Linked DNA regions of Homo sapiens: all the other regions are linked to region 1. Evidence: chromatin loops called from intact Hi-C (ENCODE). Cell type or tissue: heart left ventricle. All regions are shown on one strand.

Region 1 (8,000 bases):
ACTGGGACTGCTTGTAGCACTAGGCAGTCCTCTAGAGTCTGCCTATCACCGGCTTTAGTGTTCAGATATTCAAACATTGAGATGGAAAAGTGTATTGATTTACTTTTTTTTTTTCAACTTTGTATTTTGAAATCATTTGTAGATTCAAAGGAAGTTGCAAAGAAAAAAAAAAGGTACAGGGAGGTGCCACGCACCTTTCATCTTACTTTTTGTTTTTATTTACAAATGCGATACATGAACATTATGGAATTTCAAAGAGTACAAATGTATACAAAAGCGCATGTTCCTCCTCAGTAATTGAGTCAACATTTTTCTAATATTTTTCCTATGCACAAATGAGTATATGGATATGGTTGTGTTATTTATCAAAAACAGGATCATGCTGTCCAGCAAACTTCTTTTCCTTACCCAGAATCAAAGTAAAAAATATTTCTGTGTCGGTAGCCATAGCTGCCGTATATTCTTGTAAACAGCAACATAATAAGAGAGAAAATGTTTCAAACCCTTATTTTTAGGAAACATGGCATTTTTTTGGAAAGAAAAGTTAGTATAAGAATGAGCACACTGCAATTCCAGACTGACTTCTCAAAAGAAAAAAAAAAAAATACCTTTTCTAAGGGAAGCTCAGACTCTCAGACTCTGTTCGTGGTTTTAATCAAATTATCCTTGTCTGTAAACAAACACCTTCTCCAGGAGAAGCTGGAGGTGGATCTTATCATCACCGGTATGTCTCCCACTTTAATAATCAGTTGTTTCCATTCCCTTAAGTGCTTAATCTTCTTGTTTAGGAAGGTAAAAATTCTGCTACTTGTCTCAAAAATGGCCTTTTATCCAGCATGCTGAATGAGACTCAGGGCCTTCCTCCGGGAGTCCTTAGGGATGATAGAGATCAGTTGCAATGAGATCTCGAGGGAGGCAGTGGGAAGGACTACCGGAACCCACCATGCAGGTGGGTGGGAAGCCAGTCCTCCCTAGTGGGTAAGCACTGTCCGTGGCATGGGATCTGCTCAGTGCTGACTTATTTTTAAAAGAGAGGCCGACTCGCTCCAGGCCTCCTCCAGACAGCATCACCAAGGGCAGAAAGTGAAGGTGGGGCCCTGGGGATTGCTACTGGCTATTTTGATGGGCTCAGGTACTAGAGATGAGGCCCTTGTAGTCTTAATGTTGGATCCATCTCTTCTCTGCAAAATCCAGACCCCTCAGGACACTGGCTGGAGGGAGATTGCAGAGTATGACAACAGTGCTAGAGGCTGAGGAGAAATAGCTGTTAGAATGGCCACAGGTCCCTCCCTGAACCTCAGAAAGAATGGAAAGCTCGACTTCTTCCCTCGGAGGAGAATGAGAGGGATTGAAGATGTCTCTGTCTCATCACCTGGCTTGCTACACGTTCTCTGCTACCCTCATGCTGACCATGGGCCCAGTCGAAGGCTCACCTAAATTCCCCTGACTGACGCTCTGTTTCTGCCAGGTCCAGGGAAATGATTGGATAACATGTCTGACTACTCCAAACAGGCTCTTAATGGGCAATATTCACTTGTTACTGTTAGCTGGAGTTGCCTTCTCCCACACTTTGCATTTTGGCTCCACCAGGACCTCTGAGCCTGAAACCCAGAAGTCATTGCAGACTCCTCTCTCCATCAGCCTGCACACCCAAGGCCCGCTCTTCTGTACTCTAATGACTCTTTATGGCCACCCCTACGGTCTGAGGTCATTCATTCACTCGACAGATGTTCGAGTGTTTGTGCGCCAGCCTCTGGGCGTGAATGATGAGCAAACTCAGCCCTTCTTGTCCCTGCCTTCATGGCGCCTGTGGCTTAGGGAAAGAAAGTCTTCATCTGTTTTTCCTAAGCTTTCGCACCAGACTGCTCTGTTCTCAGCTTTGCTAACTCAGTTCATCCTCCCTGTGGTCTCTAGCGCATTAAAAAGAAAACACCCCCACCCTCAACCCAAGTCTTAATCTCATCTTTCTTCCTGATGGTATGGAGAAAGAAGCAGCACTATATGAAGTGGCAAAGGAGCAAAGGCTTAATTTTAACTCTTCTGCTGATTATCTGTGTGAGTTCTGGTAAATCTCAGTTCTCTCACTTTAAAAATGGAGTTGGAGGAGGTAATACCAGTGCTAAAATTTATACTGATTCTAATCATTAGCTACAGCTAGGAATGGAGCTTTGCGTAATTTTCAAAGTACTTTATGAAGATATGATTGCTATATAAATAGCTATCCATGTTTAATGTATACATCTTGATGAGTTTGGGAGTAAGTATACACCCATGAAACCATCGCCACCATCAAGGCTCCAAACACATTCATGCATGACCTTATTTCATCCTCACGACGACCCTGTGAGGGATACTATTCTCAGCCCCCTTTTATAGGTAAAGAATCTGAAGTTTACAAAGTTTAAGTAACCTGTGCATGCTCCCCCAGCTAGCAAGTGGCAGACCAGAACTCAGGACTAGTTCCCAAACGGGAGCTCGTTTCTCTATGTGCTGTACTATGACCTATTACTATGTTTGTGAGCACAGGGCTCCTAGACTCAGTACAGGATTAGACTGGAATTGACAGAGCTAAAAAGCTAAAAATAAAATAAATCACAAAATAGCTTAATAAAATGATTCCCCAAATCGCCTCTAAACCTGTTGGCTCCATGGGTCAAGATCCCTGAGCACTGATCACTCCTATCCACGGAGCTGGAAGGGAGTTAAGCCAGCCCCAGAGCCTGGGGAGGTGCAGGGGATGGATGAGAAGCCAGCTAGAGCCCTGGGCAGAGGCAAAGAGAGCAGACTGTGAGGACATCTGAATGGCTTCATTTTCACTTCCTCACTCTGCTTTTCCTCTCTATTTTTCTCTCTCGGTCTCTATATCTGTTTTCCTCTCTGATTATATTTATATCTCCCCTTCTCCTCTACGTGGTGAAGTGAGACTTCTTTCCCCCTGTCTGCTTTCTCTCTCATTCTCTCTTAGTTATTAGCAATGCGATTTGGGGCTATTTATGGGCACAGAAGTTAAGAGTCCTGCCCAGAGGTCACACAACTAGTAGGGAACAACGCTGTGATTTGGACCCTGGCTTCTCGGACAGTGCCCGTTGGCCACAGTCCATCTTGCTTGTTGAAGAGGCGGTGACTGTGAATAGTTGAAGGCAGTGAGAGACGCATTGTAGCCTCTCTGCGAAGGTTACTGTCCTCAGGCTCAGCTCTAGGCAGATCACTAGTTTATTTGCCAGTGGTGACGGAAATTAAAGCACTGCCAGGGCATGCCTGAGCAACAGTTGGTGATTGCTTTGGGCTACAGACCTGGCTTTTCCCAAACATTTGTTCTAGCTAGTGAGGTGTGCAAGTTGGAAAAGGCTGTTAGAGGCAGCCATGGCTAAAGGGTAGGAGGGGAGGCTGCAGAAGTGGGGGAAGTGGAACTGTAGGCAGGCGCAGACGCTGTGGAAAAAGGAATTGGAGAGGAAGAGCTGAGATTTGGGGTATTTTAGGGATTTAAGCAAGGCAAGATGTAATCACCCCCCAAAGTGTACATGAAGCCCTCAGTAGTGCTTTTGAAGTTACTTCGTGTTTTTAAACATCCAGTTAGCCTTTAGAACGGTATCAGGTGAGATGAGTTCAGTCAATGAAGCCAGTCACAACTGGCGTCCACCTGAGAGCCCCGTTGGCCTGATCTCCCCAGGTTATGGGCTACACCGGCATGCTTATAAGTTTCACTCTCAGTGAAAGACGCCCCGCAGGCCCCCGACGGAGGAGTGCTCAGCCCCTGGACATGCCTTTTGGGAATGCTAGCCCCAGTTCGGGATTTGTTTCCTGTTTAGCTCTGCCGGTGACCCCCGGTCAGCTGTCCTCTGGCGTTCCCCAGCCTCACAGAAGGGGAAGGGCACAGGTTTGTCATTTCTGTCCCCGTCTCTTTGTTCCTTGCGGATCCCAGTTTTCTCCATAAATGCTGCAGCCTCTCTCTCCTGGCCGCTCCTTCCCCTGCTTCCCTTATCATCTTTCGGCATTTCCTGCTTGTGTAATCAACTCATCAAAAGGAGGGGTCCCCACAGTGACAGTGATAACGAGCCTCCCAGCAGGTCCGCGTGTGTATGGGCTGCACAGAGTGCCTCGATGATGAGAGGATGCCCAGGGGATCTGTAAAGCCTTGGTGGGCGGGCGCTTTCAGGCCAGCACCCCAAAGTTGACCTCTGCTTCCTGAGAGCTCTTGGAAGGCGGTGCTGGAGGGAATGGCAGGTGGGAATCCTCCTTCCACCTAGAGCACCTGAGGGAGCCAGGCTGAGGCAGGCGCTGATTGCAGGGAGAGGAGGAAGTGTGTAGCCACGCTGCCCTCGCCGCCAGGCCAGAGAGCTGCCCCAAAGGCAGCTCTGGAAGTGCCTGGGGAGTTGCTGGCCTTGAGCAGCCCGAGGAGGTCTCTGGCCCCATCTCTTTCCCTGGCTGCTGTCACAGCAACTGGACTTCCTCCTGCCTGTGACGACATTGGGTGAACGTAGTTGTGAGATTGATGAGACACAGACTGTATCTCATTGCCCTTCACAGCCCCAGTGTTTACTGTGATGCTTGGCACATAGTAGGCATTCAGCATCATTGCTGCCATCTGAGAAAATTAAAACAGGAAAATACGATCAACATTAACAGGCTCGCTACCCAATCATTGCTCAGGGGGAAAAAAATACAAATAAGGTGAAGAATGGAGTAGGGAGAGAGAGAAAAAAGGAGGAACCCAGAGCATGGGGTACTTCAAAGGCAGAGACCTGGGTGGGGCATTTCAGTCCCCTCAAACCCCCTCCTGCCTGGGAATTAAAAAAAGAAAAGAAAAAAAAAAAACCGGAGGAGGGAGAAACAGAAGAATCGCCAGCCATGAGGGGATAAGCTGGTCGGTGAAGGGCAGGTTCTTTTGCCGCCAGCCCAGAGTCAGGCTACCTTAAGCGCCTGTCCTGTCTGAGACTGTGGCTGACATGTTTCCCCAGGTGAATATAAAAATACCCAAAGGACAGAGCCCTTCGGCAGCGGTTGCTTTTCTTCTTTGAAGTTCACAGGCTGAAACAAGTTGCCTCTTCTGCCTCACACACAGAGAAAACTCCGGTAATAAAGCAATTTTTTCCCTTCATTTTGACTGAATCAAATAAGAGTTTGTCCTTTTAAATTGTCTGCGGAAAATGTAAATTCTAAGCCTGAAAGTCATTCAGAAAATATTAGCAGGGCATACGGAAGGCAGAATGACTACGTGTCAATGAAAAAAGGTTGCCTGGATTTCGTGGTGTACAATAGGGGCTCCAATAATCAACAGCACCATTTGTAGAGATGTGTTTGCCTTTTTGTATTTTAGCAAAAGAAAAAAGCAGGAATAAATATACTTGTCCTCGTCTGGATTTCTTATTATAGTGGCAGGATTCTTTAAGATTCTCCCTGCAGTATTCAGGTTTTTACTCTTCAGAAGAAAAAAAAAAGGCTGTTCAGAGCAAGTTGTTTTATTAGTAAATGTTAGTTCCTGACTTGTGTGTGTGCTTATTGGAAGGACTAGTTCAAAGTCCAGGAAGAAACAGAAATGATCAGTGCTTAGGGGATAAAGAATTTTTTTCCCGAGAGTATGACAGAATGACTAAGTGAGGGAGCATGTCCAGAGTCAGATAGATTCTGGGCACACCCTACTCCTCCCTCCTCATTTTTGACCAGCTCTTCTCTAGATGAAGGAAATAATGTTTCTAGGCCATCTTCAGAAGGAAGGAAGCACCAGGCCCATTGCCTCCTGGTTGAGAAACTGTTCTCAAGGCTGATTTATCCTTCCAGACTGCAGGACTCTTCTTTAACAGTGATTTCAAAGAGTTAAACTGCTTCCATATGTCCAGCATGAGAATGGAGTTTGTAGCCTTTGGCAACCTCAGCTGAATCCAGCTGCAGCTGCTACCTGTGTGTTCCACTGTGTGTGTGTGCGCGTGTGAGTGTTCTCACACACACCCGCACGCCCGTGTGTGCAGTGACATCTGAACCATGTTCCGACTGTGTCAATGAAACTGTTATGTCTTTGTTGGGGAGATATGAATTCTGAGCAATTACAGCTCCCTCTCTCCTCATTCCCTCCCACCCCCCTCCCCTCCCTTCATCTGCTCAGCAAGGACCATGGACCATGTCAAACAATATACAACAGAGAAGAATGCAAATAAACTTTAGTCTGCATCGCCCAGCAAAGCAGTTAGCCGCCCACTTGCAAGATACTTAACTCTTGTACACATGATACACAAAGAACGCTAGCTACTTTCACCAATCCCTTCAGACCAAAAAAAAAAAAAAAAAAAGGCAAAAGAACTGATCCTTGTCTTTCTATCTGTGAGGTTGCAGTTCCTCCTGCTAATAAAGGAGCTTTCTCCCATGATGCAGTGTGATAAGGATTGGCCTACATGTAGTCCAGCAAGCCACCGCTGATGTTTTCTTGATTAGGTGTCTTATCTTCCATTGAGCTGCATCTGATGAAGGTTGCTGACAGCATAATGGCTGGGAAAACGTCGGACAGCTCCATAAAATGGCAGCTATGTTATGACATGTCAGCCAGGACCTGGTGGATGGTAAGTTTGGCGTAATAACATTTTTTTCACCCACCCCCAAAACTTCCCTCCCTTCTTCCTTTCGAGCTCCTCCTCTATTGTTCCATGCACGTGTTATAAAGTTCGCTGCCTGTGGAAAGTTCAAGCTCAAGTTTTGGGACCCTGGGGTGCCTCTGCACACCAGTGTGCTAGATAGGATTTCCCTGCTATTGTGGCCGGGGGCATAGGCCTTCTTTTTAAAAAGGCAGCATGAGTTTTTGTTCCCTTTTTTTTTTTTTTTAAAGAAAAATGCAAATGGTACAGTCGGTCCCAGGCCGGCTGCTGTGAAATAGATGGAGGTGGGGCAGTCAGTAGGGGATTGGAGCCTTCTTGGCTAATTGTTCTTGCATTGGTCTTAAAACAGAGTAATGTACTTCTTTCTGCAGCTCCTCTGAATAATGATTTAGATAGTGTATTGTATCATGTTGTGTGCGGCTCCCTCATCAGTATGCGACTGTCCCCCACGCTTTGCCTTAATTTGGAATCCACCTCCCTTTCAATGAATACTGTAACTGGAGCAACCACTGATTACTATGCCACTCAGCGTAATTAAATTTAGTTAATGAGGATATGCATATTCAGTTCATTATTTTTCTTTGCTCAGGCAAATGTGTGTGGGTTTGTTGTTGCTGTTTTTCCCCTCTTATATTTGTCCAGCTGCAAATGTGGGGAAGAAGGAAAGGAGCATAGAAATTCAGGGAGGGATATTGGTGAATCCTGTGACTCAACTTTTAACATAATATTGGGAAGAGAGAAGTTGTAACTTTCTGTAATCAGAGTGCTGGGATGAGAGGTAGTAGTTTGGGGAAAGAAAACCTTTCACATCCAAAAAGTGCTACATGATAAATTTCAACATACTGATTTCTGTTGTGTGGACAATGGTCTCTTGTATGCAATAGTCGTGACAAGAATGGGGAACCCTTTCCACAGGCAAGCATTTCATATGACTATTAAATTCGTCATTGGGTTCATTCATCTGAACATTTACTTTCTTTTCTCATTTTCTTTTTCTTCTTTTTTTTTCTTCTTTTTGCCCCTTTCCTTTTCTGTCTTGATTGCTTTTACTCGTTTGCTTCGATAATTATTGTGCTTACTACAAGGGCCGTTTTTCTCACAATTAGTACAGTGGAAGACAATGGGCACTTTATTCTAGGTGGGGAGGGGTATGGCCAGCCCTGGTGGTCAGCTCATCCACTGTGCCCGGACAGAAGGAAGCCTGGTCTGATTAGTCCTGGCTTCTGGCATTGCCAGGCAAGAGGGTTTCTTATGAATGTGTTTGAATTTCCTGAAAGGTGGATGTTATGCTGTTGATCCTAGGCGTCTCGTGAAAGCTCAACGTTCAGGGAAGCTTCCCTGGAAGCTGAGTCCTTCTCTGCACCCTTTCTCGTTAATGTGAGATGTGTAAACCTGCAGGAGAACTTTTCTGCCGCT
Region 2 (8,000 bases), 50 kb after region 1:
GGAAATCTAAAAGCCCCAAAGGCAGGCCTGTGTCATGTTCTTTAGACTTCCTCTGGCCTCAGAACCAGAGGCTTCTGACCTAACCCATTTCACAGGACCTGAGTCTCCACTAACCCTGCCCTCCTGTGCCTGCCCATGCCCCTGACTGAAATCCTTCGTCGTCTGTCTGGAGCATGTACTGACATAGCTGAGGAGGTTGTCTGTGAATGAAAATTCAAAAGGAAGATATTTTTGTCTGAAGGTTTGCAAGAACTAATGATTAGCTTGGAAAGCCATGGTGCTGGCTGCTGCGTTAGCTGTGGGAGGTATGTGGGGTGTAGAAAGAAGGAAGGAAGAAATCTAGTTTCCTTTTTAATCACATCCCTGATGGATTTGAGCAAGGGACTCAAGTTCTTTGATTTTTCTGTTTTCAGTTGAAATCACCCAGTTATCATCTCTCTTTGAGAATTTGCTTAGGAATTTGGGGGTGGGGTCAGGGAAGACCCTGGGCATCCCACACTATGGCCATTTAAGTCGGCAGGGGCCTAACTGCCTGTGCTCCACAAGCTTGAGTGTGCTACTAGTTTGCTTCCCAAAAGACCTTAAATTCTAATGGACAATTTCGTTCCATGAGATCTGAAAAGTGTTTCTCTCTGCCAGTTACATGCTTTCCCTAAATTAATTGTAAAAGGGTAACCAGGATGCAAACTGATTATTTTGTTTTTTCTGCTCTTTTGCCAATTTTGAGTGAAAGGCAGCAATATAAATGTTACCGTAACCATTTATTTCTTAAATCTATGGCTCTGCATGAAGGGAAGAAAGGCAAAGGTAAGGATGGTTTTCGTGTGCGCTCAAACCTTGTCTGAATCCAGGGCAAATTTTCAATGTAATTACCCAAAATTGGAAGACGTCTTTCAGGCTCATAAAACCAGTTTGTTTTTATCCAGACAAAGCCTTGCTTGGTATCCAGACATGTAAAATGTTGATGGTTAGAGAGTGAAAAAAAGAAAAGAAAAAAGCATTTGGATAACCTGACACAAAAATTAAAATACACCATGTTTTAGTTCATAGGTAAATCAATCCAGATTGGGATATCTGCCTTCATCCCCTATGTAAGTCCATTTCTAAAATTAGTTTTATCATTTTTATAATTTTAAAATAATAGATGTTCAATGTAGAAAACAATAAAATATAGAAAAGGGTAATAAAGTAAGGACAAATTTCCTATTGTCCCACCATCCAGTTATACCCCACCATGCTATATACCCCAGTTAATATTTTGTGGTCTGTCTTATACACACTTAACTCTCTGTGTGTGTATGTGTGTGTGTGTGTGTGTATTTACATGCATACATACTACACACCTGCTATTGTTTTGAACATGGAAGGCATCACCTGGGGAAGGCCTGCTATCCAACCAAATTCCTTCTCATCAGGGCCAGCAAGATAAATGAGAATAGGTGTAACAACAGCTCTTCCCCCTACCAGTCATTAAAACTGATTGCACCAAGTTTGTCAGGTACTTCCGTTTGCATTTTGCTCAGTCCCTAGGCATATTTTCCTCCTTACTTCACCTTTTAGCAGTTTTTAATCCAGATCACCATTCTCCCCTTCTAGAATAGTCTCTTGCCTTGATTTCCTTGACAACGAATCCTCCTGGGCTTTCTCCTGCCTCCTGGCCTTGTCTCCGTTGATGACATGGACTATCTAGTCTCTTCCTCCTAATGTTTCAAAAGATGGCTACTCTTGAGGGTTCTGCCCTAGAATCTTCTGTCTCCTCACTCTCCGGACATTTGGTTTTCATAAGGAGCTATGTCCTCTCTAATCTCCAAGCCTTCTTTCAATATTCTTCTTATTTCTAGGTCACATTCCCCACTCTGTCCCTGTTCACATACACGCTTGACCAAGAGAACTTTTACTTATCTTGAAGATATCAATTTAGACATGACTGCATTTGGAAAGCCTTTATTGACACCCGAGGTCCATGTCAGTGTGTGTTCTGTGTGTGTCCGTAAGACTCTATTGTTTTCCTTCCTCTACTTATAGCACTATTTTATATGTATCTGTTTATTTGTCTATATGTCCCATTTCCATTGTAAGGACAGGGACTGTGTGTGTGTTGTGGGGGGGGTTGTTTTTTGTTTTTTTGTGTTTTGTTTTTGAGACAGAGTCTCACTCTGTCACCCAGGCTGGAGTGCAGTGGCATGATCTCAGCTCACTGCAACCTCTGCTTCCCGGGTTTGAGTGATTCTCCTGCCTCAGCCTCCTGAGTAGCTGGGACTACAGGCGCCCACCACAACACCCGACTAACTTTTGTATTTTTAGTAGAGATGGGGTTTCAGCATGTTAGCCAAGCTGGTCTCGAACTCCTGACCTCAGATGATCGACCTACATTGGCCTCTCAAAGTGCTGGGATTACAGGCTTGAGCCACCGTGCCCAGGCAGGGACTGTGTTGTATTAGTCATCACTACATCCCAGATCCTAGCAGTGTCTGGAATTTAGTAGACTCATAATGTTTATTGAATAAGTAGATGCCAACACAACTACTAATACCATTCTTTGTGGTGTATTGTATAGTTCAATCAGTGAAGACTGATACACCTTCTTATATGAGCTGCATTCCTTCATCTCATGACAAAAATAAACATGATTTTAAAAGTTGAATCTTGCTGGAGGACAAAATCAGGTAAATTGACCTTTATCTGCAATTTGGGGTTTAGATTAAATATAAATGAGGGGCTTTCAACCCAAGAACTACCTATGGAATAAATTTGTAATATCCCTTCCCTAGAGCTCTTTGACTATTGGACAAGATGTCATGAGGTTTCTGTTATGGACTGAATTTTGTCCCCTCCAAATTCATTTGTTGAAGCTCTAATCCCCAGTGTGACTGTATCTGGGGATAGGGTCAAATACCTACTTGGGAGGTAATTAAGGTTAAATAAGATCCTAAGGGCATGACTCTAATCCAAAAGAACTATGGTTTTATAAGAGGAAGGAATCAATCAATCTCTCTCTCTCTCTTTCTCTCTCTCTCTGTCATGTGACAACACAGCAAGAAGGTGGCTGTCTGTGAGTCAGGGAAAGAGCCCTCACCAGAACCTGACCAAGCTGTCACCCTGATTTGGACTGCCAGGCTCTAGAACTTTGAAAAAAATATATTTCTGTTGTTTCAGCCCCCCAGTCTATGGTATTTTGTTATAGCAGCTTGAGCTGTCTAATACAGCCTCCATACAGATACAGGCTCCCCAAGACTTAATCTGTCTCATTAACCATTAATCCTCTAATCTGAATGGAGTCTGGCGTATTGCAGATGGTCAATAATTATCTATTACATTAATGAACTTTCAGGAGTCATTGTTCTGAGGCTGGAGGTGAAACATGATGCAAAGCAAATGGCCATCCAGGATGGTAGTAGCTGTAATTTATAGTTACCTGAATTCACACATACCTATGTTTGTATTGCTATATTTATTTATTTCTCTGATGCATTTATAAATTCTTAATTTTGTTTCTCCTAAAAAATGTTCTGGTTACTTATAAAAACACATATTTTGCAGCAGAGTAATAAAGAAGTAGATGAGAAGATTGGGTATAAGGGCAAGATAAATCCACAAGTGAAGTTAGCATACAAGGATATATGCCATAAGAATCTGTACCATTTGGCTCTCAACCTGCTAGAATCCAAAGCAAAGAGTTAAATCTATTCAGTTATAACATTTGCAGTATCTGTAAGATAAAAGTAAACCAGTTGCCAAGAAGCTAGAAGATGAATGCTGCTACTCAGGGCAGGGATTTTGTCTGTTTAGTTCACTATTCTATGTCTAGTGCCCCAGAACAGTGCTCAGCAAAAACTGAGTAAGTTACATTTTTTAAGTGAATTAATAAATATAGTATTTTCCTAAGTTTAGTCACTGGAGGATCTTCCAAAAGGAGTAACTAGGTAATAAAGTAGGTAACATCCTCAAGACATCCCTGTGATCAACAAACTATTTAATTCCCTAGAGCTGTTTTCTTTTCACACTTCAATATAAACTGTTGGTGTGAAATATAATTCAACAAAATTAAATTTTGTAACATCACTTCCTTAAGTTCATCAGTTGTAGCTTCCTGATGATCTGCCTTGTGCCAAGAATAAAATGTGTTTTCAGGCAAGTGTTCCGTGAAGAAACATTAAAGTTTATTTCTTGTAACATTTGATAAAAAATAGGCAGCAGAGTCTCAAATAATATTCTTCAGCAAAGAATCAAAGTGCACCTGTGCATTATTGTTGAGGAACCATAGCCATGTGCTTTGACAATCAAATGTCTGTAAGGAAAGATAGTGCTACTCTTAGAGATTCTTATTGCTAACACTCACTGGGTAACTTCCATGTGCCGGGTACTGCGCTAAGAATTTCCTTTAATCCCTGGCAGGCAGGTACTCTCGTCAAACTCACATTTACCAAAGCTCAGAGAGGTTAAATAATGAAAATCACAGAACTAGTAGTGTAAGAGGCAAGATTTAACTCAGGATGTCTGACCCCAAAGCCTGACTTCTTGACCAATATTGATGCCTCCGTGAAAATTAGGGAAGCGTCCTGAAATGTGCCAGAGTTAATAAGCTTTGTTTTTGTCCTCCTCACCAAGCATAAACACACATATCCAGTATTCTGTGTATGCAAAGATATGCTTTTCCACAGAATCCCGTTCTGAACTTTAATGTATTCTATATATCCCGGTAGCAATGAAATATGTGATGTGGTAACAATAGAATGTAATCATTTTCACATCTTACCAATTTCCCAAATGTATTTTGCTGTTAAATTTTTAAATAATTTTAGTCACAAACTAAAAGAAATTGAGTCTTTCTTTTAGAAACATAACAATTCTTTCTGTTAGAAACATACAGTTCTGTTTCTTTTCGAACAGCCTAAGCAGGAGGTTATGATTCACTTCATAGCCCACTTCCAGAAGGGCCATTTTCCTGTGTCTTTTCCTTGAGTAAATAATGCACAAGACGATCATTGTCTGGGTGCAGCAACATAATGGGTTTTATTTTTATTCGAATTTTCATTTATTGATTTTGTTTCTCTTCCACATGAATAATGCATCCTTTCAGAAGGCATCCAAATTCACATTATTTGGCACACTCAATAAAAAGTCCTTTATTTTGAGCAGTTACAAATACAAATTATGTAGTCAATGTGTTTTTAAACTGTTTAAATATGTATTTAGATGCTAAACTGAGGCATTATTAGAGAGGTTTGTATAGCAAGTGGCATACAGGTTTAACATTGCCCAAATATCTGCTCATCCTAATAAAATAACATTAAATGAGGCTGTTGTGGTTCATTTGGGAGAAATGGCATATTTAAATATTGATATAAACAGCATCCTTGTAATCATTAGCAGGGGCTGTAACTGTTAAGGTAAACAATGCAGCCCCTTCGGTGCTTTGCACAGATAGACATACTTGAGGAATGCAGTGTATCACTTGTCCCAAGAATTCTTTACTTACGTTCTATGTGATCAAAAGAGAACTTAAATAATGTCTAAACTGTTCACTCCTGATTCATCTTCCTAAGAACATGGTGAGGGGGTGAGGGGTTCTGCAAATGGGGACTGGTGAAGGGAGCTGGCAGTACTCCAGAGAGCGGGATGCATGGCTGAGGAGGAGGGGACATAACACGATATCCCCTCCTGCCCCAGGGCCATTAGAATGGGTTTAGGACAGATGCATGATGATTTTATGGCTAACTATGCCCTTGGTCAGGGCACTGTATCTGGCAGGGATTTGTTTGAGAGGAGAAAAATGGAGGAGCTACTTTTGATATAGACAAAGAAGTTTAACAGAGATGGGATTCGTGAACTAAGAAAACTAATTTGTTAGCTCAGTGACCAAAACCTTGTTTTTGGGAGAAAGAAGTGATCTCCTAGAACATGGCATTTCAGGAAGGTCTGGTGGTGGTCATTTGGGGTGGGGGGGTGGGGCATCGTCTCAGTATTCCAACATTCCAACCCTTAGTTAGAAGATGAGGGTAAGAGTCACTGAAGGTAAATAACTTTCAAGGGCTTCAGAGGTCATTTAGTCCGGCCAATAACTGGGAGAGGACCAAAGGTAAAAATGGTGCCAATGCAGGGAATGGAGTGAGGGGAGAGACTGTGTCAGAACTGGGGAAAGAGAGGAAAGAACCTGCATAGCACCTGGTGTTGGGGACCAAAAAGCATGATTTCTACCTTGGGTGAGTCTCTTTGACAGATCACAAGGCCTTACAGGTCTCAGGTTCCTTCCTGCCCAGTTCTAACATTCTATATGTTAGCAGGTTTAACTTTCCAGGTAGTAATATCCGGAGAGAACTAGTGAATGGAACCAGGAGTGGCCATGGAGATGGGGAAACACTTAGTTTGCAGGTGGTCAGGCAAATTTTGGGACCTTGGGAAATCAGTCGACGGAGGAGAAGTTCTAAAGGGATGAGAGAAATCCAAAGTCAATAGGACTAAAGAGAAAGGCCGAAAGCTTATTTTCTTAATGATCATTTCAATTTTCATCGAGAGAGTGTGAGTCACCCTTGTCTTGTTTTGGGTTCCTCTTGAAGGAGACTCAGAGACAAAGATTTTAATGCAAGAGGTTTTTTTGGGAGATAATCCCAGGAAACAGCAGGAGGGAAATGGGGAAGTGAGACAGGGAAGGGAAGGAGGCCAACAAAGGAAGCCTTATTAAACCAGTTGCTGCTCTAGGCACATGGAGCTCAAGAACTCTGGAGGACAGAGCAAAACACACCTTGAGTTACCCCAACCATGAAGCTGGGATGCTAAGCTACATATATATATATATATATATATATATATATATATACACACACACACACACACACTCAGTTTTTGACTCTTTGTCCATCAAATTAGTTATCCATGAACCCAGCCATTGGATGAGAGCAACTTCTGGGGGAGTTTACAGCCTAGCGCTTCCTACTTGCTTTGCACACTGGTCTGTCATGCTCCCCAGTCTGGCAAAATCCTCAGGCAGTGAGTCATGGGGTTCACAGTAAATGTCCAAGGTGTTATAGGTAAGGCACCAACTGTGTCTGCTACTGTTTTTATTTTTTAGAACTTAATTTTAAAGCCTGGATCTGAAATTTTTCAACTTCTTTTGTTATGAAGTGATTTCCAGCAGGAGTGATGCAAAAGCTGAAAGGCTTCATACTACAGGAAGAGGATATGGTTAAAGGCACCAGGATGTCTACAAAACAGATTTATTTCCATCTCAGCAGGAGGCAGCCATGTTTCTCTAAGTGTTGATTAAACTGTTCCTCCATGGTGGCTCCCTTGTTTGTCTCATTCATGTTGTTCTCATTTACCTCCTTTTGCTTTGGGAATTTGCCAGCGTGGAACTTGTTTCAACGGCTACATTGATTAGGTACAAGCTTATGTTAAGCTGGAAGCCAATAAACGTTTGGCTAGAGAACTTGTGGGGCTCATTAACCCAAGACAAGGTTTTGGGATGAAAATACAAATAGACCCAGGAAGGCTATGATGAGTGTATAAACACTAGACACATAATGGACTGTCCTTCTCAGTCAGGGGCACTTCACTTAACTTTTGAGATTAGCATCAAGGAAATCTCTCAAGTTCTTTCACATAGAGTCTCTTGAGGGGAGTCTGAATATGTGGGTCTGATGTCATTGGCAAATCTTATGCTTGCTTTGAGCTTTTGACTGGGTCAAGAAGCAGCATGGTACAGCTAAAAAGCTCAGGCCTAGGAGTCAAGAAGTGTTAGATTCAAATTCTGGGCAAGGTAATTGCCCTATGACCTGGTCAAGGTACTGAAACTCTCATTTTCCCAAAAAATCTGGGCAATAATTTCTACATCTCAAATTATGGGGAGATGAAATAAAGACCCCATATCTGAAAAATTGAAGAGGGCCTGACTTATAAAATATGCTCCAAGGAAGTTAGTTCCCTCCCTACACCTTTGATTATCTCTGCAATTAAAAAAAACAAAAAACAAAACAAAACAAAAAAAAACCTTTCTGTCTCTT
Region 3 (8,000 bases), 60 kb after region 1:
TTGTTCTAAAAGGCTTTACAAATATCCTTTGTGAGTGTGCACCCTGGTGATGGGAATGAATACACATGCTATTTTGTGAGCAATTTGAGAGAGTCTATCAAAATTTTAAATATGCTTATGTCTTGACCATAATTCCACTTCTAGGGCTTTTCCTGCAGCAATCACTCATAGCAATGTGAAAATATGCATGTGCAAGGATATTCATTACATCATTATAAGAGTGAAAAATTGTAGAGAAATGCTAAATATATACTGATAGAGGGGATTCCTAAATATAATACACTATGGAGTAATACTCAGCCATTAAAAAGAGTAAGGTTGATTTAAGTTCCCTGAAATGTTATTCATGATATGCTGATGAGAGATTGAAAAAGCAAATTGCGTAATAATATGTATTATATTGTCCCATTTTGTAAAATATAACAATACCCAAGTGATTTCTATATAAATGTAATAAATTTTTCCCATTTTTATACAAGATCTCTTTAGGGTAGACTCTGTTAAATGGTGTTCTACTCAGTACTTTAATATGTTTGGAGATGCAGCTATTGCAGAAGGAAGTAAAGAAGTCTAACCTGTTCTGTATGTTTGAAGGAAGGAGATGACAGCAGAAAAGATAAGGAGAGGAGAGAGAGAGAAGGTGAGGGGCTAGCAGCATCTGAGGCAAAAGCAAGTGTAGCTCTCCCTGAAGCAAGATGGAGGAAAAGACTTAAGAAGTGAAGTCGTTAATGAGTGATTTTAAATAGCTTGCTGTGTGCTTCCTAGTAGGAAGTCTGGCCAATAATCCTCAAATCGTCACTAAAGTCACTAATGCTTTGTGTGAATATGTAGGTGTGTGTGCATGCCTAAATCCAGGAAGGGGCCAAGTTGACCATATAAGTCAACAATGCAGAACAGAGACAGCAGCCAGAGAATAGGGAGCCTTTCTTGGCTTTGGAAGCACATCAAATCTTTGAAAATATGTAGAAATCTTGAGGAGAACCTTAGATTTCCTCAGGGCATAGAATGGGGGGTGGGGTGGTTCAAGCTGTTCATCTAGATCTTATGGGTCTGGAAGACATCAGCCAACATCAGGATTACAAATACAGTAGAAGAACTATTTTTTGCCAAAATGCTTGCAATGTGGCTAGATTAACGAATCTAGATATTCTACCTACAAAAGAACCCAATGATAACAACAAAACAAAACCTTAATCCAATCTATACATCTTCTGAATACGTTCTCCACTTTCCATTATATGGATTATGAAGTAAGAATGGGATGTGTAATGTATTTGTATACTTTCATTTCAGTACTTTAAACTTTATTGCTTTTACAACATAGAAATAACTCTGAACCAGCCCAACTCATGCATTACCAGAACAGCCACCAACCTCACTTCGCAATATACCACCAAATGAATCTCCATGGCAACCAACCAGCACATCCCACCATATGCCACATACCATGAGGAATTACTCCTCAATTATTACTCGGCATGATAGTTTAAATGGATAAGCATTTCAAAAAAATCCTTTTAGGCCAATCTCATTATTTGGATGGTTCTGATATTGAGAAATCTGAATAGGTGACATTTTGTTATTTAGATATACATTCACTTATATATACCCAGAAAAAGATTTGGAATACCTACCGTCACTTCAGAGGGGGACTTTTAATTTTCACTTTATATATACTACTTTATTATTTTCTTTTTTTAATCATAGGCATATGTTATTTTGTAATCAAAGAAAGAAAATGCTGTCCCATACTTGGTAAGCAGTCACTTCTCCTAATGCCACACCTTTATGGAATGCTATCCCCTACACACTGCCTCAGGCAGAATGGAATGTCATATGGGGAACTGGTTGCAGCTAGATGCTATTATTTTAAGAAATTTTAAACATCCTCTGCCTTTTCATTGAACTCAAGATGAGCACTTAACAATTACAAGTATTCCTAGAAGCAAAGAAATCATATATATTCTGGTATTTATTTAAAGTACTAAGAGATTCAAATTCTTTATATAATAAGAAGTAGCTTTAGTCTTTATCAGCTCAAACATTATGAGCTATAATCCATGAAACATGCTATTTTTAACAAATATTTATTCTTCCTATCATTCTGAATGTGAAACATTTTCATTTCTTCTAAGAACATTCCAGGTTTAAGTCTGAGAAATGGTCCTGGTCTTTCAACAATTGAAGAGATTGTGGGCACCTATCTCACCCCAGGGTTTTAGTCTCAGAGATTACCGGGTTTTCTTGCTGTCTTTTGGTTGGTTGTTGGTTTTTTTATTTGAAAGCTTAACTTCTCAATGTTTGTACAGATGACTAAATTCCCTTGTAATGTTAATATTAAGAAAGAAGTCAGGAATTTTGCGTGATGATCTTACAAGGAGAAATAATCCTGAAGCAATAAAAAGCATCTAGAAAGTAGCCAAAGGACTATACAGAATAGTGTATGGGGATTTTATATCCTACCACATACTCTATTAATACAGCTTATTAATGGAAAGCATGAGAGGCTGACAAGTCAATCAAGGCCTGAGCATGAACACTGATCTGGCTCACATCACTGTCCAAGTTTGAGAAGGTGAGTCAAGATGCTTCAGTTGGGCATCATCTGTACTCCCCATTATCTGACAGGCACAAATAAATTAAAAATTGAGCTGTTTTTACATTTTTTTAGATAAACTAAAATTGAGTGTTTTTCCCATTTAATCTTCCCAGGTGAAAAAAAAAAAAAACAAAAAGCTTAGAAAAACTCTAGGAAATCGACCTTATCTTTGTCATTTGCAAATCAATCAGAAAAAAAAATATTTTTCCTTTTGAACTTCTAATATTTGGTTTAGGGAGTAGAGTTAGAATTCTCACAGATAGACTATTGATTTCACTTTTCTGTCTGTTTCAAATTTGCCTCCTATTGACATGTGGCATTGACTTATTGTTCTGACAAGTCCAGGAATGTATTTTCTGAGTTTGGATTTGTTAAGTCCAATTTTTTTATTGTCAAATTTATTTTTTATGGTCCAGGTCCTTTGGAACTCAGGGAGTTAGTGTGAGTAAAGTGGGGGAAGATCTACCAAATTGAATTCCTTTCCCCAGTGGTATTGTAGCTGAAGAAAAGGAGCCCGCTAATTATGTTATTTAGGCATGGAGATGGTAAAGGGGATGGTGAGGTAAAAACCATAAATTTTGTGAGAAATTGTATCATTTTGCCAAAAAAGAATGAGAAGAGGTCTTTGGAAAGCTCAGATGCTCCCTGCTTTGTGTGAATTTGACAGGTGGGTTGGTAGGTCCTGAAACATATACCCTTGGGAAGGGTTGGGGAAGGTCAAGGAGATGGGACATGTCATTGAGTGGGAAAGCAGGAAAAAGTGGGAGCTAATGTGGGTGTGGGGAATACGGGCTGTCAGCAAGACGCTGCAGGGGTCAAGGAGGAGAGCAATGAAGGACAGGAAGCAGTGGGCATTCAAGACTCGCTGGCCTTTTTTCCATTTTCTCATGCTTTCTTTGGCACTTGACTGCTACAGGTTTTTAACTTCCTGAACTGTACCGTCCATCATGGAAGGCTCTCCTCACTTACTAAGGCTAAAAACACAGGCTCCATAGCCTCTTCATTTTATCACACTAATGGTCGAAAGGTTCTTATCCTATTTTGCATTTGTTTCTTGAGGGGAACTTGAGAAGCAAAACTCTGGAGCCATGCTCCCCAGGTGCAAATCTGAGCTCTACCACTCCCTGCTCTGTGACCATGGGCAAGTCACTTAGCACGCTATGCCTCAGATTCATTTTTAAAATTAGGATGGTAATACTAGTATCTTCACAAGATTTTATGAGGATTAAATTAGCTGTTGGGCACTGTTGTGGTTAATTTCAGGTGTCAACTTGGCTAAGCTAAGTGATACCCAGATAGCTGGTAAGGCATTACTTCTGGGCGTGTCTGTGAGAGAGTTTCTGCAAGACATTAGCATTTGATTCAGTTGACTGAGTAAAGAAGATCACCCTCACTGATGTGGGTGGGCAGCACACAATCCATTGAGGGCCCAGATAGAAAGACAGAGTGAAGGGTGAATTCCCTCTCTGCTTAAACTGAGACATCCATCTCCTCCTGCCCTCAGATATCAGTGCTCCTGGTTCTTGAGCCATCAGATTTGAACTGGGACTTACACTGTTAGCCCCTCACCCCAGTTTCTAGCCTTAAGGTCTAATGGAATTTGACTGTCAGTCCTGTCTTTCTTTTGATTTCTCCCTTTTGGAATGGGAATGTCTATCCTATGCCTGTCCCCCACTGTATTTTAAAAGTGCATAACTCGTTTTGTTTAACGGGTTTATAGCTGGAGGGGAATTTGGCCTCAGAATGAATCATATCTTAGGTCCCACCCAGATCAGATTTAGACAATATTTAGATGAGACTTTGGACTTAGATTTTAAGGTTGATGCTTGACTTTAAATGCTATTAGGATGGAACAAATGGGAGGACATAAATTTTGAGAAAACGGGGCGAATGCTATAGATGGAATATTTTTGTTCCTCCAAAATTCGTATGTTAAAACCTAATCCCCAATGTGATAGTGTTTGGAGGTGGAGTCATTGGGGGGTGATTAGGTTTTGAGGATGAAACCGTCATGAATGGAATTCATGCCCTTATAAAAGGGACCCCAGAGAACTTCCTTGACTCTTACACAGCAAGAAGGCAGCCATCCATGAACCAGGAAGAGGACCCTCACCAGACAGTGTATGTGCCAGCACTTTGATCTAGGACTTCCCAGCCTCTAGAACTATGATAAATACATTTCTATTATTTATAAGCCACCCAGTTTATGATATTCTATTAAAGCCACCTGAACAATGTAAGGCAGGAACATGATAAATGCTCAGTAAATGTTAAGGGAAAAAATCCTCCTTGAAAACATAACACATTTATTCAGCATATGTCTGATAAAATCCTTGTAGTATGGAGTTGATATCAGGGTTGTGCAGTTCATCTCCGTCCTCACACCATGTCCAGCGGCTTCCTGAAGACTCTGCACAGTGACTTCTATGTGAACTGAAGCCTGTGCCACAGTCAATACTTAGGAGGTGATGGTGAAAAACGGTCATGGTTCTGAAAATAAGCCATGCATTTGTATGTTGGAAATCTTCCCTTTGCATAACTGGAAAACAAATCTATGAGTTTTTCAGCAAAAGTGGAGACATAAAAAAATCATGCGGGCCTAAATAAATTAAAAATCAATTAAAGGCAAGTGCATTTGTGTGTGTGTAATACTATTGGAGTTCAGGTGTCGCAAATGCCTTGTAGTATACACATGGAACTGTCCTCAAACTGGATTATCAGCACAGAGTGGGATGCAGACTTGGAGAGAGGCAGTATAGCCTGATTGAAATGGGAGCCCGATAAGAGACTAGTCTTGCAGGGCTGTGATGTTGGGAGAGGAAGCTTGAGAAGCAACACAGTGGTGAGTGATGAAATGTCCATTCGTGAGAAACCTGCTCCTTTAGGCCTGTTGAATCTGTGAATAAACAGTACCAACATCTGCAAATAGCACATTTTACAAGCTTGAATTGACTTTTCTACAGAACTGGGAACCTCTTCATGGCTTTCTTCTCTGAAAATAATTCAATAAGAAGATCCAAAAGAATACTTTTTGTTCTAGTCTTGGAATCTTCACCGTGTGTCAAATGACCATTGATTTTCTACCCCAGGTCAAAAATTGTATCCCTTGATAAAAGGTTGTATGTATAACATTTACTATACAATGGGATTATCCCAGGGTCTCCTCCTGAAACATAGCCTGTCCTTCAGTGTTTCTGCAGCTCAATATTGAGGGAGATTCTGCAACACGTCAGACCTCTGAGAGCTAAGAAGTGTCCATTCCTTCACCTCTAGAACTATAAAACCCCCTGTCCTTAGGTAGGGTGTGGGGTTTAAGAAAATTCTACATCATGGGATGCTGAACATCGGATTCCCCTTTTAAAGCCTGGATGTTAAGATGCTTCACTTAATATGGTTTGTGGAAGCTAGAAATGATAACTAAAATAATTCTAGAGCAGTGCTTCTCAAAGTGTCTGTGGTGAAAAACCAGCTTTGGTTTGGTTGTTATTTTCAATCTGTTGCAGACCAATCCTTTTTTTTTTTATTTTTATTTTTTTGAGACGGAGTCTCGCTCTGTCGCCCAGGCTGCAGTGCGTTGGCTCGATCTCGGCTCACTGCAAGCTCCACCTCCTGGGTTCACGCCATTCTCCTGCCTCAGCCTCCCGAGTAGCTGGGACTACAGGCGCCCGCCACGACGCCCGGCTAATTTTTTGTATTTTTAGTAGAGATGGGGTTTCACCGTGTTAGCCAGGATGGTTTCAGTCTCCTAACCTCGTGATCCACCTGCCCTCAGCCTCCCAAAGTGCTGGGATTACAGGCGTGAGACCAATCCTTTTATAAATTGTAATAAAAACGAATTACTAGAAAAATGAAATTTAAAATAAAGCTTTACAGAATACAAGCTACACATTTTATTTTGTTTTACACATTTTAATTACTAGATTCAACAGACATAAAATCACTGTACAATTGCCTTAATGTTCCTAAACTCTTGCTCTTAATTTCTGTTCTTGTTCCAAAGTGGATCTGGAATAAAAATTTTGTAGATGGACACTGGTCTATGGATCACCACTTGGAGTAGCACCAGGCTAGAGGTCGTTGAGAACAATACACTTTCGTCCATAACTTGGACCTAGTCTGGGAGTATTTCAGCACACACAGCAACATGTGCATTGCTAGTGCTCACTTAAATGACCATATCATCAGAAAGATACTGTGTTAAAATTATATTGCAAGGGACACAACATAGACCTCAAAATTTCAGTCAACCTGATGATCTACAGGTAATCCATTGACCAAGACAAATTGTTCTGCGCGATCTCTCATCTTTCCTATTTCTACATGTGTGAAAATGCCTATTACAGGAGTGCCAAGGGCAGTCTAAAGAGCAAGGGAACTCATTGAAGGAAAAATATAACCTGCAGGTCGGAGATGGAGGCAGAGAATGGAGGGGTGCCAAGTAGCTAGAAGCAGTAAGACCTGGACTATATGCCTGCCTAACACAGGTGGATCAATCACTTCAGAGGCCTCTTCAGGGGCAATTATTCCTGTTTGTCCCAACTGGGAAACAGCTCAGACTGGAAATAACTGTGGTTTCTGTAGGGCCACCCTAAGACTGATTGTCGCAAATTAGCTTGGTAAAGTGATGGACTAAACTTCCCGGATGAGTTCCAAGGCCCTGTGACAGGGAAAAACAGAGAATAGATGGTGACTTACGTGGCAAAAAGTGGAACCAGAAAAACCTTAAATTCTACTCCCCACTGGTAAAGGGAACTATGTAGATAAGGTCTGGCTAAGGTATCCACCATCCAAAGATCAATTCTTCCTAAATAGTGGCTATGATTTTAGAAGCTTTGCAGTCTTCTACTAACTTGGTTATTGGGAAACAAATGTAGTCTTTCTTTTCCACGTGTTGCTTACTGCACATTCTTATTCCTATAAAATCAATATTTGGCCCATATGATGGCAACGCTTCTGGGGGGCATTCCACATGTGGTACACATTTGACTCTGCAGCTTATTTATAAATAAGCTCAGGCACAGGACAACAGTGATTAAAGACCAGCCGGTGCCTGACCTCAGGGGGGAGGCAAATCCATTTAGAAGCCATTCACCTTTCATCCAGACTTCATGTCCTACATGCGTAACATCAGTGATGTGAGGAAGGAAGTTGGAGCTTTAGTCATCAATCCTGTTTAAGTGAAAGACTGGATCAGTGATTTTGAGATTGTTGCTTCCTACGATTATAGAAGTTTATATTTCATTTCCACAGTATTTTTTAATAGTAACCTTATGCTAATTCAACATATGCTTACTGTAGAGATAATTGTCTCCAAGAATATCAATACATATGGAATTTTTCAGATCATTAATGCTTTAAACTATGCATCAAGTTCAATTATCTAACCATTTCAGGTCCAAGG

The links. Peaks named below come from ENCODE experiments on the same cell type or tissue, not always from the same donor. Only the 100,000 strongest peaks of a DNase experiment are listed, where the experiment ranks them.
Region 2: it touches region 1 in a loop (1.9-fold over the local background); 7 of 110 quality-filtered maps call a loop at or near these places.
Region 3: it touches region 1 in a loop (2.5-fold over the local background); 8 of 110 quality-filtered maps call a loop at or near these places.

Annotation. Positions count from the first base shown.
Region 1 is chr9:14,530,498-14,538,497 of GRCh38, reverse strand. It overlaps a transcript of NFIB not described here. Among named protein-coding and RNA genes, the nearest start is that of TRH-GTG1-6, 100 kb to the right of the region's middle. In heart left ventricle, no CTCF peak of the experiment used is centred here; no DNase peak of the experiment used is centred here; H3K4me3 peaks cover 977 bases; H3K27ac peaks cover 1,631 bases.
Region 2 is chr9:14,480,015-14,488,014 of GRCh38, reverse strand. LOC124902121 (a long non-coding RNA gene) reads left to right here and starts at 5,953. Exons shown (of 2, transcript XR_007061420.1): 1 at 5,953-6,079; 2 at 7,070-7,281. It also overlaps a transcript of NFIB not described here. In heart left ventricle, no CTCF peak of the experiment used is centred here; no DNase peak of the experiment used is centred here.
Region 3 is chr9:14,470,976-14,478,975 of GRCh38, reverse strand. It overlaps a transcript of NFIB not described here. Among named protein-coding and RNA genes, the nearest start is that of TRH-GTG1-6, 41 kb to the right of the region's middle. In heart left ventricle, no CTCF peak of the experiment used is centred here; no DNase peak of the experiment used is centred here.